Regions from separate parts of the Homo sapiens genome. Here all the other regions are linked to region 1. A link is a contact called in ENCODE Hi-C or POLR2A ChIA-PET data. All regions are on one chromosome and are shown on one strand. Each heading gives the region's core, a stretch centred on a gene start or an enhancer-like site at or near the end of the contact. The rest is flanking DNA. Distances are from core to core; before and after follow the strand shown.

The links. Hi-C counts contacts between places; a loop is a spot of excess contacts on that map. ChIA-PET counts read pairs that join two places held with the same protein, here RNA polymerase II (POLR2A). Pooled maps may share reads with other maps.
Region 2: a map of CD8-positive, alpha-beta T cell shows a loop between it and region 1 (7-fold over the local background). The contact joins two enhancer-like sites. A Hi-C loop is called at or near these places in 5 of 168 maps with a recorded cell type or tissue (B cell, CD4-positive, alpha-beta memory T cell, CD8-positive, alpha-beta T cell and 2 more), 1 of 37 single-sample maps with no recorded cell type and 9 of 50 pooled maps. POLR2A ChIA-PET finds 5 or more read pairs at or near these places in 13 of 52 experiments (A673, BJ, Caco-2 and 10 more).
Region 3: a loop to region 1 is called in a pooled map, with 2.0 times the contacts of the local background. The contact joins two enhancer-like sites. A Hi-C loop is called at or near these places in 4 of 168 maps with a recorded cell type or tissue (B cell, CD4-positive, alpha-beta memory T cell, CD8-positive, alpha-beta T cell and 1 more), 1 of 37 single-sample maps with no recorded cell type and 10 of 50 pooled maps. POLR2A ChIA-PET finds 5 or more read pairs at or near these places in 5 of 52 experiments (GM12878, HEK293, OCI-LY7 and 2 more).

Annotation. Positions count from the first base shown.
Region 1 is chr11:72,683,121-72,685,820 of GRCh38, reverse strand. ARAP1 (ArfGAP with RhoGAP domain, ankyrin repeat and PH domain 1) reads left to right here. Exons shown (of 35, transcript NM_001040118.3): 35 at 140-752. The coding sequence ends at 157. Among named protein-coding and RNA genes, the nearest start is that of PDE2A, 10 kb to the right of the region's middle. RefSeq lists an enhancer at 528-1,087. Within about 2 kb of position 1,404, at least 10 of the 41 ENCODE cell types and tissues checked have a DNase peak (open chromatin) inside an H3K27ac peak, as active enhancers do.
Region 2 is chr11:72,716,873-72,719,884 of GRCh38, reverse strand. All of the region lies in intron 3 of ARAP1 (ArfGAP with RhoGAP domain, ankyrin repeat and PH domain 1), which reads left to right. Among named protein-coding and RNA genes, the nearest start is that of ARAP1-AS2, 18 kb to the right of the region's middle. RefSeq lists enhancers at 302-371, 1,456-1,956, 2,261-2,761 and a silencer at 602-681. Within about 2 kb of position 1,709, at least 2 of the 41 ENCODE cell types and tissues checked have a DNase peak (open chromatin) inside an H3K27ac peak, as active enhancers do.
Region 3 is chr11:72,737,061-72,739,984 of GRCh38, reverse strand. The region is part of intron 1 of ARAP1 (ArfGAP with RhoGAP domain, ankyrin repeat and PH domain 1); the gene reads left to right. Among named protein-coding and RNA genes, the nearest start is that of ARAP1, 14 kb to the left of the region's middle. RefSeq lists an enhancer at 2,846-2,924. Within about 2 kb of position 1,669, at least 17 of the 41 ENCODE cell types and tissues checked have a DNase peak (open chromatin) inside an H3K27ac peak, as active enhancers do.

The DNA.
Region 1 (2,700 bases), core at 155-2,654:
TGGGAGCTGGGAGCCTGGCTGATTGGAGTGCTCCCCGGCTGGCAGTGGAGAGTGGCTGCAGCAGCTGCAGCAGCTTCAGCGGGGCGCCAGCCCCTCTGGGCCTTCACAAAATACCTGTGGGTCTCTTGCCTTCCTGCAGCTTCTGCGCAACGTCTGAGCACAGGAGCCCATCCTTGGCTCTAGGATTCCGCCGCTGGAAGCCTTCTGTTCAGACACCCCTTATGCTCCAAGGCCTGATGTGAGCCAGCGGGGGGTGCATGGGAAACTGCACCCCACAACCCACATCCTCCATCCTGACTGCAGCATGGGGTTCCCCGGCAGGGGTGGGAGGCAGCAGGGGTCAGCCTGGGCAGGAACCTCTCCCAACTCTGTCCAGGTGTTCAGACCTCTTGGCCCAACCTGCTCACCCCACCGGGTTCACTGTCCTTGTGGGGCTGGAGAGATGGGCATAAGTCAGGAACTTGGGAGGACCACCACCCTTTCAGAGGCGTGAGGCCCTGGGGCCCTGCCGGAAGGGAGCCCCCTGCTCCTCCCAACAAACTCCAGAACAGCAGAAAGCGGGTGCTGTAGAGGAGCACTCAGCTCACGGGGAGGGAGCTCTTGGCTGAGCTTCTACAGGGCTGAGAGCTGCGCTTTGGGGACTTCAGCCTTCCTTCCAGTCTGGGCTGAGTGGGGGGTCCAGACTACCTGATGCCCCTTCCCCAATTTGGGGACTTTTTGATAATATAAATATATCTGTATATTTTACCCTATGGTGCTGAGGCCTGTGATTGGCTAAGGGGATTGGGCGTCCTGGGGTAGGAGGGGACAGGAGGTCGGGAAGCCCAGGGGTGAGTGCCTAGTGCCTGAAGCTGAGAACCTAGGCCTTGCTTTCTCCAGGCCCTGAGCTATTCAGACGACCCCCTTCCCCAAGCAGAGCCCTGGCTTGACTCCATGCCTTCCCCATTGTACTATCCTGCAGCCAGGCTGGGAATGCCGGTCCTTTCCTGGCCAGCACTGACCCTGGCTGGACACAAGCCCCTGTCCTGCTGCAGTCCGAGTCTGAGTCCCAGCTGGGGCCTGGGTGTGGTGTGTCAGTGACTCAGGCCTGGCAGCCCTGCAGCAGCCCCCTGCTGGAGACACAAGGTCAGAGCCACAGGAGCCTGAGGAAATTGAGAAGAAGCACCTTTGGGTCACCTGTGGCCCCAGTGCCTACCCCTCCAGAGGTGGGGCCTGCCATGCACCAGGGGGCTGCCCTCACTGGGCACTGCCTGGCCATCTCCACTAAGAAGATGAGGCCCTGGCCTGCAGAGGAAATAATGAGTTGCTCAGAGATGGGTTTGGGACTCCCTGGGGAGGTGCCAGACACCACATTCCCGCCTCTGCCTAGAGCCTCATTACCACCCGCTCTTCGGGGGCTCAGTGGGCGGACAGGCTGACCTCCATCCTTAGCCTCAGCCAGTGGGGCTGGGCAGAGTGGGTGGGGATGGGCCATGTGACCTCCGACTCAGGCATCCAGCTCAGTGGGGAGCCTGGGTCCAGCGGAAGACTTGGGGAGCTGGACTCCAGGTTCCCTCTCGCTGTCTCAGGAAGGGGAGGTATATGGCAGGAGACTGGAACCGGTTCCCTGAGTCCTACTGACCTATTTCACAGGCTGGGGCTAAGCCCCTTGAGTCTCCCACCTCCTGTGGGTCGCTCTGGCCAGATCCACAGGTCGAATGTCTGACCCTTCTGCCTCCAGCCAGGACAGGTTGGACCCCCTTATCCAAGTGCTGAGGGGCTGGAATCCGCTCCTGGATCTGACCTTGCACTGCCCAGCCAGCCCTGAGGCCCACCTGAGTGGGTGAGACTGGAGGCGCCCCCTGCTCTGCTAAGGCCACTGCCCCAGCTCAGCGTGCTGGCTGCAGTCCTGCACTAGGCCACAAGGCGGCAGCCATGGACCACTCATCATTGCTGGAATCAAAGCAGGGTCTGGAGGATGCCTGAGTGGTGGTCCTGGCCCAGACCTTTCTCTGCTGGGGTGTGAAGCGGGACCCAGTTCTGCCTTTGGCCTGCAGGCTGGTGACATTCTGGAAGGCAGCACCATACAGGAATGTGCATTGGAGTCCTGGGCTCTGGGAACCAGGAAGAGGAGGGAACAGCCTTCTACCAAGTACCTGCTGTGAATCGGCCCCTGTGCCCCCTGCACTGTCTGCTCTTGGCAAGGGGGAGCTAGGCCCAGAGAAGGGAGGCAACTTTCCCAAGGTCACACCATGCTCGTGAAGCAGGCCTGAGGTCCATTTCCCCTGCCCTACTTTGGTGGGGTCTCCCTCTTTGACTCCCCTCCTGATTCCAACCCTTTTCTCCTCTTAGAAATGGCCTGAGGCAGGGGGTCTGAACTGTCAGGAGTTAGTGATGGCTTAAAGTGATTTCCCTCTGGTAAGGGGTAGGGGTGACATCCAAACAGGAGCCTCAGGGCCTCAGCCGGAATGAAATATGCCTGTGACAACAGTGTTGGATGGGTTAGGGGCAGGAGGCTCTGCTGGTCCTTGTCGCAAGGATTCCTAAAAATGGGGCCTGTTGGGACCCTGGATGGTTTGCTCATTCACATATTATTTGAAGTTGGGTTGCCATGGATGAGTTGAAGACCCCAGACCTGGACCTGCAGAGGGGCCAGGAGCAGCTCTTGGAAAGGGAGGGGCTTCCTGGACAAGGAAGTGCTCCTGAGCCAGCTTTGAAGAC
Region 2 (3,012 bases), core at 460-2,959, 34 kb before region 1:
CAGGCAGGGGAGGGTGTTCCAGGTGGAAGGAACAGAGTATTAAAGGCCTGTAAGTATGCACTGATAGACTGCAGCTCAGTCAGGGAGGGCTGGAGTGTGAGTAGTGGGGTGAGTCCAGGGTCAGCCTGAGATATGCAGACTGCTCCACTCTGTGGCCTTCCTTCTCTCACAGTGACACCTGGTTCTTTCGGCCAGAGATTGGTATAGACAGAAAGATAGGAACGGGTAGGGGTGAAGGAGAAGGAGGTGGCATTAGAGGCCGCTAAGGCTATGAAGCTGGTTCCTGGCTCAGCCTGTAGGGCCTGGGTCTCCTTCAAGGTGAAGAGGTTCTGTTGATGCCATGTGCAAGTGGCCCTCCTTTACTGAATTATCAGTAAGCCTGGAGACTGAGGCTCGGAGAGGAAGGGACCTGCTCAAGGTCCCAAACCAATGAGTTGAGCTGAGTTCAAGCCCAGGTCTGCCTGGCTCCAAGCCCTGTCTCTAGTTAATTGAGTAACCACACATCTCATTTGACGTGGGACAGGCCCTGTTTATGCCTGCTGCCCTGACATAGTTATTAATAGTGCCTCTTTTAACTCTTAGAAGTGTTTGTGGTTTATACAATGAATTATGTGGTCATGGGTAAGAGGAGGGTGACCTTGGGCAGGGCAGTGATGTGTTCCCTCTCAGATGAGTCCTGAGACCTGGTGGCCCATGGGAGGAGACTGGCCTCAGAGAAGCCCTGGGACCCTGGCATGGCCTTGTTTGCTCGGCTGTGGTGCTGGGCTGCCAGGGTTCAAATACCAGCTGTGGCATCAAGAACAAATAATCCAACATCCCTGTGCCTCGGTTTCCTCCTCTGTAAAGTGGAATCATCACGAGCCTTACCTTACAGAGCACTGTGAGTAGATGAATGAAGAATCCATGTCAAGTGCTCAGAAAATGCCTGGGAACACATACACGTAGACACGCACACACAGAGTTAATGAATCCAGGTGTTTGTAAGTCCCTGCTGAGTGCTGGAGATACCCCAATGAGGATGGGATGTCCATGGTCTGCCTCTCAACTTCTGCACAAGCTGCACCCTCCTCTTACCCATTCTGCATTTTGCCTACCCACCATGTCACCTAACCCCCAGGCATGAGGTCTGCTGCATGTATTTTCTCTGATTCTATAAAATAGATTTAGGCTGAGGGCCCAGGCTGGGGTGAACCAACCCCTTAGCTGCCCGGGGTGCCTAGTCTCTCGGGAATAGTGGGTAAGCAGGTGGGTTCACATGCCCCTTGGGTAGAGGGGAGAGGGAGCTGCAGTGCGGGGTGAGTGGGGAGCAGCTCTGTGGGAGAATCTTGGAGGTTGCCTAGAGGAGGAGGCCGGCTGAGCTGCATTTTGAGGTGGAGGTGGGCTTCTGTGGGCTACGGGAGGGAGAGGGCAGAGGAGGATGAAACTGTGTGAAGGCTTGGAGGTGGCGCCATTGAGGACGTGGTCCAGTGGGTGACAAGTCAGTGGGTGACATCCAAGCCGGGCCTCAGCTGGACCTCGGGATTGGAGCGGGGCCTACTCTTAGGGGTGCAAGCAGTGAGAGGCTGGGACTTGGGCTATGGCGGGGGCATTCTGTGGGCCCTGTTCTCGGTAGGGGGTCACTGCCTTTTCCCTGGGGTTTTCCCACATGTTGTGCCTTCCTGAAAGCACTTCTCCTTTCCTGGGCTCCGTCCTGACTCAGCAGTGCCCTGATACCCTGTGGTAAGCAGGCAGGCAGGGAGCAGCCAGGAGACTTCCTGGAGAAGGTGGCTAGAATTTCCCAGATGCTTCCGAGAGGCCCCTGTGTTCCACCTTCGTGAGACACGGTCCCTTCCCTGTGGAAGCTCTGCTGGGAGAGGAGCCCTTTGCATCTGTTTCCCTCTCCCTTCTTGCCGTGGGCAGGGCAGTGATGTGTTCCCTCTCAGATGGGTCCTGAGACCTGGCTGCCCATGGGAGGAGGCTGGCCTCAGAGGAGCCCTGGGACCCTGGCATGGCCTCATTTGCTCAGCTGTGGTACTGGGCTGCCAGGGTTCACATCCCAGCTGTGGCACCAAGAACAAATAACCTAGCATCCCTGTGCCTCGGTTTTCTCCTCTGTAAAGTGGAATCATGACAAGCCTTACAGAGCGCTGTGAGTAGATGAATGAAGAATCCATGTCAAGTGCTCAGAAAATGGCTGGGAACACACACATGTAGACACGCATACACACAATTAATGAATCCAGGTGTTTGTAAGTCCCTGCTGAGTGCTGGAGTTACCCCAATGAGGAAGGAGGGTGTGGAGCTTGCTTCAGGGAACGTGCCTGCTGCCCAAGATGCACAGACCCGTCGCAGTTGATCAGGACAGTGATGGGAGATGCACTGTGGTGCCAGAGGAGGGGGGCTGATGCTGCCGGACCCCAGGGATGCGGACGAGCAGGTGGGCAGTTTTTATTTATGGTTACCACCTTCCCCTCAGCTCTGGCCCTCAGACCTGGGGGAGCTTTGGGAGCCAGGCTCCCTCAATCCTGCTTGGCATTGGAGAGATGGCACCTGTCCCCACCTCCCTGGACTGAGGTCTGACTGGCCCTGGCCTGACAGCTTGGAATTCTGCTCTCTGCTGATCCCAGGCCGGGTTTCCAAGGCGCCTTCCTCTTGGGCTCTGGGAGGCAGCAGTGATGGATTGATTTGCCCATCAAGAAGTCTCTAAGGGAATCGCAGGTGACCAGCTGGGGCCAGCACCCCAGCTCATGCTCTTGGGCCTTCAGGCACTCCCTCAGTTGCTTGGTCATCGTTCACCCCTTCCGTTGCCTTCCCTTCCACCTGCCCACCTGTCCACCCACCTTGTCCACATGCTATTGCTACTGACTGGGCTGCGGGGGTACCAAGTCAGATGCTGCCCCTGCCCCAAAGGGACTCAGGTCATGTAGGGGAGACGGCCTGGTGCAGTGCCCACCAGGGGGTCTTCATAGGTCCAGCTGTGAGAGTACGTTCCGACTCAAGACTCCCACAGGCCCACCCCTTGGCCCCAGATTC
Region 3 (2,924 bases), core at 420-2,919, 54 kb before region 1:
GTTCATTGTATGATGGGAGTGTGCCATGCCAGGGCATTCCAGGGGAGGTCCAGAATGCCGTGAAGTCAGGTCTGGTCTGGAGCTCTGCAGGGGGACATGGCTGGAGGTAGGCTGTGGTAGTCATTGGTGTCTGGGGTAACCGAGAACCTCAGGATGTGGAGGGAGTCTAGCCCAGAGCCTGGCTACAAGCCTAGCACCCAGGGTCAGGACTAGCCAAGACCTTAGGGCTAGGGACAGGAAGTGACTGCCTGACGGCAGAGGAGTGAGCAGAAGAGCACGCTGGCCTCCAGTACACATGCGGTGGCGTGTCATGGTCATCTGGGTGCCAGGCTCTAGGAGGCAGGGAGTGACAGCTCTACTTTGTGGAGGGGAAACTGAGGCTCAGAATGTGATGTGACTTGCCCCAGGCTTCAGACAAGAAATGGTGGAGCCAGGACTGGAACCAGACTTGCCTTGCATACTGGGTGGGGAGGGGGCCCAGGCCTGGAGCCGAGGGACATTGCTGATAGACCCCCAACTCCCCACCAGCAAGCTGAGGCAGCTCTTCATTCCCCCGGCTCTGGGGTCCCACTCAGTCCTCACTGCCCTGAGGGGCTGCTCCCCATCAGCCACCAGCACTCCGGAGACCCCAGAAGACAGGCCACACCACACATGGGCCAGGACAGGAATCTCCTGGTGCCAGGGAGAGTTATAGGGCAGAGATGCGGCCTGGGGTAGGACAGGAGACCCCAGTGTGCCTTCCTGAGACTGTTATGTGGTGGCCACCAGTCCCCGAGAGATGGAAAATAGGCTGCTTGGCCCAGAGATCGGTCAGCTGCCCACTCGAAGGCTGTACCTGCTGCCTTTCCTGGCAGGGCTGGAGGGAGGTGGCTTCTGCAGAGGCGTGGGGGCCACTTCTGCACCCTCTGGGCTGGGAACCCAGCCCCCACTAGTTCCTCATATCTGCGGAAGTGCCTCTAACACTCTTGCCTGAGTGAGCGGAGCCTGGAGAAGGCCCAGGAGGGCAGCAGACCGAAGAGGCCCTATGCAGAGGTATCACCTGGTGACTGGGCCGGGGAGGGGGCCAAGGGTGGGGTATTGGGCTGTGGGGTTGTTGCACACAGTTGAATTGCTGGTAGGAGCTGTGTGTGGTGGGAAAGGGCAGATCTGAGGTGTGGCCATTGGGTGGGGTGGTAGGTGTGTGTGGCCCTGGGAGATGTGTGGCCCTTGAGGTAGTGTGAGGTGTGCATTTGTGGTACCAGTGGGGTGTGGTTTGTAGACCCAGGCCTGGCCAGAGCTGGCTGTGTATGTTCTTGGTTCCTGTTGGGGAGCTCCGAGGAGTTTCCTGAGGTCTGGATGCTGGGGTCGCTGCCCTGCCTGCCTGTGCTGGGACAGCTGGGCCCAGGGTAGGGGATGAGGCTGTATAAGGGAGGTGGTGGTGGACAAGCTGAGGCCTCAGTTAGGACCCCTAGCCTGCCTTCCTCCCCTCCTTGCTCCCCATAGGGCTAGGTCTTTCCTTGAACCCAGGGCAGAGGCCTGTGCGGAGGGGAGCTGAGGATGCAATCAGGGGAGGCGGCCTGGCCAAGAGGACTCCAGAGCTGGGTGTGGAAAGGGTTAGGACCTTTAAGGCTGCCCTGATCCAGGGCTGACTCATGCAAATCAGAATGCAAAACAGGCTCAGGGAGGCCTCAAGAGAGAGCCACACCCACACGGTCAGCAGACTATGCAGGTGACGGAGGGCCAGCCATTGAGCCTTTCTCTCTAAACATCTTCTGTTCCCACCCCACTGACATCTCCTGTCACCAAATTCACCAGGTCCTTTTCTGTCCCTGGGCTTTGCACACCCAGTCCCCTTTGCCTGGAATGGCCTCCACCTGGCCACCTCCTACTTATCCTTCAAGGCCCAAGTCAGGGGTTCCTTCTAGAAGCCTCCCTTACTTCACCAGACAGAAGCAGTCACGTCCTCTGAAGGCCCCGTGAGCTCCAGCAGGTGACCTGGTGAGTTTCTACCTCACACAGCTTCCATGACATTGACATAGAGAAGAATCACAGGCCTTAGGGTTGTTATAAGAACAAATGAGGGACTGGGTGCGGTGGCTCACGCCTGTACTCCCAGCACTTTGGGAGGCCAAGAGGGGAAGCTCGCATGAACTCAGGAGTTCGAGACCAGCCTGGGCAACGTGGCAAAACCCCATCTCTACAAAAAGTACAAATATTAGCCAGGCATGGTGCATGCCCCTGTAGTCCCAGCTACTCTGGAGAGGCTGAGGTAGGAGGATCACTTGAGCCCAGGAGGCTGAGGTTGCAGTGAGCTGAGATCACACCACTGCACTCCAGCCTGGGTGACAGAGTGACCCTGTTTCAAAAAAAAAAAAAAGAACAAATGAGATGAAGGAGAAAATCTAGCAGGGGCTGGGCACATGGTTGCCAAATGGTGTGCATTTAGGGAAAGAAGGAAGCTGGAGGGTGCCTGTCTTTGGCTAAGGCTCTGGGTCATCTTCTTGCTGGGCCGGTGAAACAGGTCACTAGTCAGTAGTGGGTAGAGATATTACCATGGAGTTGCTGGGCTGGGACAGAGAAGGGGTGATGAGATTTGAACTCTGACCTTGGGGTTGAAATGGTAGGTAGAGGACAGAAGGGCAAAAGTTTTGGTTCCAGCAAGAAGTACTCAAGCCAGACGTGAAGAAGGACTGGCTGACAAGGATTAGAGATTCCAGGCGACCCTTACCTCTGGACTGGGACTGAGTGCACCTGTGAGCCCAGCCAGGTCCTGGGCACCACTGTGGACAGCAGAGGAGATAAGAAGGGGTATGGACTCTCAGGATACTCCAGGATACATGGGGGATTGGGTGGAGGTGGACCCCCACAAAACAAGCAACCAAAGAGAGAGCAGAAGCAGTGCCGAGATATGGGGCTCAGCCTCAGAGGACTAGGAGCTTGAGGGG